Regions from separate parts of the Homo sapiens genome. Here region 1 is linked to region 2. The links are chromatin loops, found by intact Hi-C in ENCODE. Cell type or tissue: Caco-2. All regions are shown on one strand. Each heading gives the region's core, and the rest is flanking DNA. Links, peaks and the distances in the headings are about the cores only. Region 1 has its middle 490 kb from the start of CHSY3-AS1. Region 2 has its middle 570 kb from the start of CHSY3-AS1.

Evidence for each region. A loop is a pair of places that touch in the nucleus more often than their neighbours do. Peaks named below come from ENCODE experiments on the same cell type or tissue, not always from the same donor. Only the 100,000 strongest peaks of a DNase experiment are listed, where the experiment ranks them.
Region 1: it touches region 2 in a loop (16-fold over the local background); 1 of 110 quality-filtered maps calls a loop at or near these places.

The regions. Positions count from the first base shown.
Region 1 is chr5:130,389,342-130,393,747 of GRCh38, reverse strand. No RefSeq gene overlaps it. Among named protein-coding and RNA genes, the nearest start is that of CHSY3-AS1, 490 kb to the right of the region's middle. In Caco-2, for the core only: no CTCF peak of the experiment used is centred there; no DNase peak of the experiment used is centred there.
Region 2 is chr5:130,473,966-130,478,371 of GRCh38, reverse strand. No RefSeq gene overlaps it. Among named protein-coding and RNA genes, the nearest start is that of CHSY3-AS1, 570 kb to the right of the region's middle. In Caco-2, for the core only: no CTCF peak of the experiment used is centred there; a DNase peak (open chromatin) is centred at 1,871.

The sequences.
Region 1 (4,406 bases), core at 121-4,120, 84 kb after region 2:
CCTTTCCCCATGGCTTATTTTTGTCAGGTTTGTCAAAGATCAGATGGTTGTAGCTGTGTGGCATTATTTCTGAGGCCTTTGTTCTATTCCATTGGTTTATATATCTGTTTTGGTACCAGTACCATGCTGTTTTGGTTACTGTAGCCTTGCAGTATAGTTTGAAGTCAGGTAGCGTGATGCCTCCAGCTTTGTTCTTTTTGCTTAGGATTGTGTTGGCTATACAGGCTCTTTTTCCGTTCCATGTGAAATTTAAAGTAGTTTTTTTTTTAATTCTGTGAAGAAAGTCAATGGTAGCTTAATGGAAATTACATTGAATCTATAAATTATTTTGAGCAGTATGGCCATTTTCACGATATTGATTCTTCCTACCCATGAGCATGGAATTTTTTTCCATTTGTTTGTATCCTCTCTTGTTTCCTTGAGCAGTGGTTTGTAGTTCTCCTTCAAGAGGTCCTTCACATCCCTTGTAAGTTGGATATCTAGGTATTTATACTCTTTGTAGCAATTGTGAATAGGAGTTCACTCATGATTTGGCTTTCTGTCTGTTATTGGTGTATAGAAATGCTTGTGATTTTTGCACATTGATTTTCTATCCTGAGATTTTGCTGAAGTTGCTTATCAGCTTAAGCAGTTTTTGGGCTGAGACGATAGGGTTTCTTAAATATGCAATCATGTCATCTGCAAACAGAGACAATTTGACTTCCTCTCTTCCTATTTGAATACCTTTATTTCTTTGCCTTGCCTTATTGCCCTGACCCGAATGTCCAGTACTATGTTGAATAGGAGTGGTAAGAGAGGGCATCCTTGTCTTGTGCTGGTTTTCAAAGGGAATACTTTCAGCTTTTGCCCATTCAGTATGATATTGGCTGTGGGTTTGTCATAAATAGCTTATCATTTTGAGATACGTTTCATCAATACCTAGTTTATTGAGTGTTTTTGGCATGAAGATGTGTTGAATTTTATTGAAGGCCTTTTCTGCATCTATTGAGATAATCATGTGGTTTTTGTCATTGGTTCTGTTTATGTGATGGGTTACATTTATTGATTTGTGTATGCTGAACCAGCCTGGCATCCCAGGGATGAAGCTGACTCATTTGTGGTGGATAAGCCTTTTGATGTGCTGCTGGATTCGGTTTGCTGGTATTTTATTGAGGATGATTTTTGCATCAGTGTTCATCAGGGATATTGGCCTGAAATTTTCTTTTTTTGTTGTGTTTCTGCCAGGTCTTAGTATCAGGATAATGCTGGCCTCATAAAATGAATTGGGAGGAGTCCCTGTTTTTCTATTGTTTGGAATAGTTTCAGGAAGAATGGTACCAGCTCCTCTTTGTACCTCTGGTAGAATTGGCTATGAATCTGTCTGGTCCTGGGCTTTTTCTGGTTGGTAGGCTATTAATTACTCCCTCAATTTCAGAACTTGTTATTGGTCTATTTGGGGATTCGACTTCTTCCTGGTTTATTCTTGGGAGAGTGTATGTATCCAGGAATTTATCCATTTCCTTTAGATTTTCTAGTTTACTTACACAGAGGTGTTTATAGTATTCTGTGATGGTAGTTTGTATTTCTGTGGGATCAGTGGTTATATCCCCTTTATCATTTTTTACTGTATCTATTTGTTTCTTCTCTCTTTTCTTCTTTCTTAGTCTGGCTAGCAGTCTATCGATTTTGTTAATCTTTTCAAAAAACCAGCTCCTGGATTCATTGATTTTTTTGAAAGATTTTTTGAAAGAGTCTCTGTCTCTTTCAGTTCTGCTCTGATCTTAGTTATTTCCTGTCTTCTGCTAGCTTTGGAATTTGTTTGCTCTTGCTTATCTAGTTATTTTGTGATGTTAGGGTGTTGACTTTAGATCTTTCCCACTTTCTCAGGTGATCATTTAGTGCTATAAATTTCCCTGTAAACAGTACGTTAGCTGTGTCCCAGAGATTCTGGTACATTGTGTCTTTGTTCTCATTGGTTTCAAAGAGCTTATTTGTTTCTGCCTTAATTTCGTTATTTACCCAGTATTTATTCAAGAGCAGGTTGTTCAATTTCCATTTAGTTGTGTGGTTTTAAAACAAATTGTTTTAGATGTGCCTAGAAAATTATGACTATATGGTCTATAACACTACATTTTGTAGTACAACACTTGTAATGAAAAAAAATCATTATTTCCACCAAAGACCCCTCCTAATTTTTGCATTAACAATTTTCAGATTAAAGCAAAAAATTAATACAATTATCCTTGAAAAGGTATTTTTACAAAGCTCTCAAATTTTTGCTTTTTTCTATATATTTTTCATGTTTAACTTTTTAATTGTATTTTTCCCGTGAAAATCTACCAAGATTTCATTTTTAATCAAAGCTAAATTTTATGTGTTTTTTCTACATATTTATATGTGTACAATCTACATATTTTTATATTTATATATTTAATCCATTTATTTTATAATTGTAATGGACATTTCCACCATTCTGTCTGAGTTTTAGTTGTTGATTTTTACTGCGTTTTGGCTTTTTTCTCTATAAGCTATTTTTGTTTTTATTGCTGTAAGTATTCAGAAAATATTCTTGTCTTTTCATGCTTAGTGGTTGGATTTATTTTTTTAAGAAAAATAGATTTCCCTAATTAACAACATAAAGAATAACTTATCCATTTATATTTTATTTAAATAAAAGGAAGAATCAAGCATGATTTTATTTGGCCTCAGCCACTTCACTCTACATTTTGATTTTAAAAATCTGGGATTTTATACACAGTTAAGTATTATATTTTATCATTATTATCTTTAAATTATGTCTTAAAAAATTTATACAGTAATTATTTAGATGGAATTTTTATTTACTAGGCTTTGTTACTAGGTTTTAAAATTATTGTCCAGATCCCAATTTAAAGGATGCTACTGTTAGTTTTTCATCCCTGAAGACCATATCTCTCCAAGAGGTAGTGGAAATATTTTATTTCTTCTTTGTTTGGATTCTACAGCTTCTTTGTGATTTGCTTAGTGATGATCCCTTTGATATCTTTTAGATAATTAAATCTAAACTGAATTTGTAGAACTCTAATAATGTTGCATATGTATGTCCATTTTTATGAATGTTACAATGGGAAATAAAGATGACAATTCAAACTTTATTAGTAACTAGCTGGTACTGTATCCTAGAAATTTGTGCTTTTATATGGAATAGCTTAAAATATCCTGGAAGAGTCATTATGAGAAAATATTTTGAAAATAAACCAAAAAAAAGCCCTCAACTACAATTAAAATAGTATTATGTTGTCACTATTAACTTTACTCTTACTTCAAATAACACAACTGTTTTTGATCACATTGTTTTAAGTAATAGATTACCTTTAAGGTAAAATCTGCCTATTAGGAAAATTTTAGGGTTCATTTTTCTTCCTCCAATATTAAACAACTTAAGGAATATACTTGAGAAGTTACTCCCTGAAAAATAAAAAACATTGCTGTGTTTTGAATTATCTGATAATTGTATCAACAAACACACATAACTTGTATCAACATTTGGTATAACACAATGAGTAAAGCTTATTTGAGAATCGTATTATTTAAAAGGCCAAAATTTTCAATATGAATTTTGGAGCTGTATATAATAAATTTGAACTATGTTCAACATATTATCAGCTTTCTAAGAACACAGCTGCTAAACAACAAACTAAAATCTAATGAAAAGATAGTCTAGAGGAATAGCTACATAACTAAAACAGCAGAAACATTTTCTTAAACTACAACTTAATATGTTTCTTTTAAGCGTAGAAATCCTAGTTCCTGATCCTTTTCTTTGTAGCTAGGCAGCATTGATGCTGTGCAGTGGTTTCTTTTGGAATGTTACTTCGAGGTTGGATACAGAGAGCACTTCTCTGAGCAGTGGGTTCCTTTTATAGATCCTTTCAAATAAAGGCAGTTGAGTGTATCTGTTGAATGACCCATATGACTACTGGGCAAGTTAGTGAGGATCTAGAAAATCAATGAATATCACTAAGACAAGAAAAACTACTTTTTACATGAGTGATTAAATTTTAAAAATTATTTTTCTCATTTAAAACCATTATTTCAGACATACAGAGAATAGAAATATAAAGATAAAAATTTTGAGGAATTGGTAAAAATAGATATTTCTCATCATGAGGAGTTATACCAGAATCTGCAGTTAAAATAAGATCTAGATAAATTCCTAGTTCTTCAGTGTTCTTATCAGCTACCAGTTTTCTATACCCACATTCAGTGTGAAAGAGTATCTCGTGATGCCCTTTACTTCAAATTTAGAAATCACCTTGTTTATACTTAGTATACTGTCCATGTTCAGGAGAATGACATGAACAGGAAATTATAAGAGAACTGAGTATTTGAGAATCAATTAAATTTTCCACAGGTCTTGTACTGTGAATTTTCTTAAAAGAGAACAA
Region 2 (4,406 bases), core at 251-4,250:
GGCTTCTTCTACAGGAATGCAGTGTGGATGCACCTATAGACAACCTTCCCAGAATAATTCAGGGTGATTGCAGCCCCCCAGGAGGAACATTCCCTAGATTCAGGTCTGCACGAGAGGCAGAGCCACAGTTCCTCCCTACTTGGAACATTACCTTTTCTTCCGATGAAGAGAGGTGCCTGACTGATCTGAATAGCCAGAACACTGGGTCAGGAATGAGACTGTGAGGTGGATAGGTTTCCGGCTGGCCTGGCAGGGGAGCTGAGGTAGCTCCCACCCTTCACCATGATAAAGCCTTTGCACATCTAATTGAGAGCTCCCTGACCACCTTCATCAAGGCTGGGACCTCTGCCCAGCATTGGGTATTACATCTACCAAACTGCTTTAGCTATAACTGGTGCCTACCCGGGGATACTGCCCCTACTGATCTGAAACCTGAATAATAAACTTAGTAAATAAAATACAAGGGAAAAATTAAATCAATAAATAAAGTGTACATTATGAGAGAATGAGATATACTTCAAGAGATCCCTGCCATTCCACCTCCATTGGAGACAGTGAACTGGCCCACACACCAAGTACATAACTACTACAGCTAGCATCTGGGAAAGCCAGTGCACAAAGAGTCTTTATAACTAAGGAACTCAAACAGAGTATTCACTACTAAAAGCACCAATAATCAAATTAGGCTATAAAAAACTATAAACATTAGGCCAGGCCTGGTGGCTCACTCCTGTAATCCCAGCACTTTGGGAGGCTGAGGTGGGCGGACCATGAGGTCAGGAGATCGAGACCATTCTGGCTAACACAGTGAAACCCCGTCTCTACTAAAAATACAAAAAATTAGCTGGGCACGGTGGTGGGTGCCTGTAGTCCCAGCTACTCAGGAGGCTGAGGCAGGAGAATGGCGTGAACCCAGGAGGCAGAGCTTGCAGTGAGCTGAGATCGCACCACTGCACTCCAGCCTGGGTGACAGAATGAGACACCATCTCAAAACAAAAACAAACAAACAAACAAAAAACAAAAAATATATAAACATTAAAGTCAGATTCTTTTAAGAGGGAAAATAGAAGTAAAAAATAAAATAAAAAATAAACTTAAGAACAATTTAAAGAAATAGTCTACCCAAATGAGAAGGAGCCCCCACAAAATCACACTAGCTCCCCAGCAATAGATCCAAACCAACAAGAAACCTTTAAAATACCACATAAAGAATTCAGAAGGCTGATTTTTTTTTTTTTTTTTTTTTGAGATGGAGTCTTGCTCTGTAACCCAGGCTGGAGTACAGCGGCGCGATCTCAGCTCACTGCCAGCTCTGCCTCCTGGGTTCATGCCATTCTCCTGCCTCAGCCTCCCGAGCAGCTGAGACTACAGGCACTCACCACCATGCCCAGCTAATTTTTTGTATTTTTAGTAAAGAAGGGGTTTCACCATGTTAGCCAGGATGGTCTCAATCTCCTGACCTCGTGATCCGCCTGCCTCAGCCTCCCAAAGTGCTGGGATTACAGGTGTGAGCCAGTGCGCCCAGCTCAGAAGGCTGATTATTAAGCTATTCAAGGAGATATTAGAGAAGGGTGAAAGCCAACATACAGTAATTTAAAAAGCAATCTAGCATATGAATAAAAAATTTTCCAGAGAGATTCATTGTAGGGGATCAGTCAGTGTGGTTGGAAAAATTGTAAGATGAAGTTATAGGATATAGATACAAACCTTCTCGGAAGGCCGGGAAGTTTGCATAGCTTGAGTAATAGATCTGGCTGAAGGCAGCCTAATCCTTACCTTGAGTAAATAGCTTAAACTAGGTGCAAAGGAATGTAAGGGAGTTTATCTAAATAATGTTTACTCATGTGGTGCTAAGACTAACCTTTGATCATTCGTGGGCAGGATGGCTCTCTTGGGAGAGGGCAACCAGATTAATTACCCACAAGTGTGCTGACTCAAAGCCTTTGTCATTTAATCTGTACTAAATAATGCAAACTTCACCGGCTTATTGAGGCGATGCTCCAGACTTAGGGCAGAGCCCCTTAGCCAGACCGACAGGCAGAATATCTGTGTCAGTGTATGTCTCTCATCTGTCACTGGGTCAGGGTCTGCGAGCCAGACCCCTGCAATTGATATCATAAAGAAAAACAAATCAGACATGGAAATGAAAGATACACTTAGGGAAATACAAAATGAAGTGGAAAGATTCAACAATAGATTAGAACAAGTAGAAGAAAAAATTTCAGAGCTCAAAGATAAGGCTTTTGAATTAACCCAATCAGACAAATATAAAGAAATAAGAATCAATAGAAATGAGCAAAATCACTAAGGAATATGGGATTCTGTAAAAGAGCCAAACCTAAAAATAATTGGCATTCCTGAGGGAGAAAAAAGTCTAAAAGTTTAGACACCTTATTTGAGGGAATAATTGAGGAAAACATTCCTGGCTTTGCTAGAAATGTACATATCCAAATACAAGAAGCTCAAAAAACCCCTTGGAAATTTCTTGCAAAAAAATCATCAGCAAGGCACATAGTCATCAAGCTATCTAAAGTCAACATGAAGGAAAGAATTTTAGAGCTATGAGACAAAAGCATCAGGTAACCTACAAAGGGAAAACTATCAGAGTAACAGCAGATTTCTCAGCAGAAACCTTACAAGCCAGTAGGAATTGGGGTCCTATCTTTAGCCTCCTTAAACAAAATAATTGTCAGCCAAGAATTTTGTATTCAGCAAAACTAAGATTCATAAATGAAGGGAAGATAAAGTCTTTTTCAGACAAACAAATACTGAGGGAATTTGCCACTACCAAACCAGCACTACAAGAAATGCTGAAAGAAGTTCTAAATCTTCAAACAAAAACTCAAAATACACCAAAATAGAACCCCCTTAAAGCAAAAATCTCACAGGGCCTATAAAACAATAACCCAATGAGAGAGAGAGAAAAAAAGTATCTAGATAACAACTAACATGATGAATAGAACAGTATCTCACATCTCAATATTAATGTTGAATGTAAATGGCCTAAATGCTTCATTTAAAAGATACAGAATGGCAGAATGGATTTTTAAAAACCACCAACCAAATATCTGCCATCTTTAGGAAACTCAGCCAACACTAAAGGACTCATAGAAATTTAAGGTAAAGGGGTGGTAAAAGATATTCTATGCAAATGGAAACTAAAAGGTATCAGGAGTAAGTGTTCTTGTATAAGGCAAAACAGATTTTAAAGCAACAAAAATAAAAATAGACAAGGACATTATATAGTGATAAAAGTATTAGTCCAACAAGAAGACATTACAATCCTAAATTTATATGCACCTAACACTGGAGCTCACAGATTTATAAATGAATTACTACTGGACCCAAGAAATGAGATAGACAGCAACACAATAATAGTGGGGACTTCAATATTCCACTGACAGCACTAGACGGGTCATCAAGACAGAACGTCAATGAAGAGGCAATGGACTTAAACTATACCCTAAAAAAATGAACTTAACATATTTATAGAACATTCTTCCCAAAAAACTGCAGAATACATATTCTTCTTATCAGCACATGGAACATTCTCCAAGACAGAACATATGATAGGCCACAAAACAAGTCTCAATAAATTTAAGACGATCAAAATCATATCAAGTATCTTCTCAGACCACAGTGGAATAAAACTGGAAATTAACTCCAAAAGGAACTCTCAAAATTCTACAAACACATGCAAATTAAATAATCTGCCCTTGAATGATTTTTGAGTTAACAATGAAATCAATATGAAATTTAAAAATTTTTTGAAATGAATGATAATAGTGACAACTTATCAAAACCTCTGTAATACAGCAAAAGTGGTGCTAAGAGGAAAGTTTATAATGTTAAAAGCCTACATAAAAACTCTGAAAGAGTGCAAATTGACAATCTAATGTCATCCCTCAAGGAACTAGAGAAACAAGGATAGACTAAACCCAAACCCAAAAGAAGAAGAAAAAAATAAAGATCAGAGCAGAACTAAACAAAACTAATTGAAACAAAAAAATACAAAAGATAAATGAAACAAAAATCTAGTTCTTCAAAAAGATAAACAAAATTGATAGACCATTAGTAAGATTAACCAGGAAAAGAAGAGAGAAGATACAAATAAACTCAACTAGAAGTGAAACTGGAGATATTACAACTGATACCACAGAAATACAAAAGATCATTAAAGACTACTATGAACACCTTTGTGCATACTAACTAGAAAATTTAGGGGAAATTGATAAATTCCTGGAAATATACAATCCTCCTAGATTAAATCAGGAAAAAATAGAAACCCTGAACAGAACATTAACAAGCAGTGAGATTGAATCAGTAATAAAAAAAAATGCCTACCAAAAAATTCCCAGACCAGATGGATTCACAGCTGAATTCTACCAGACATTCAAAGAAGAAAT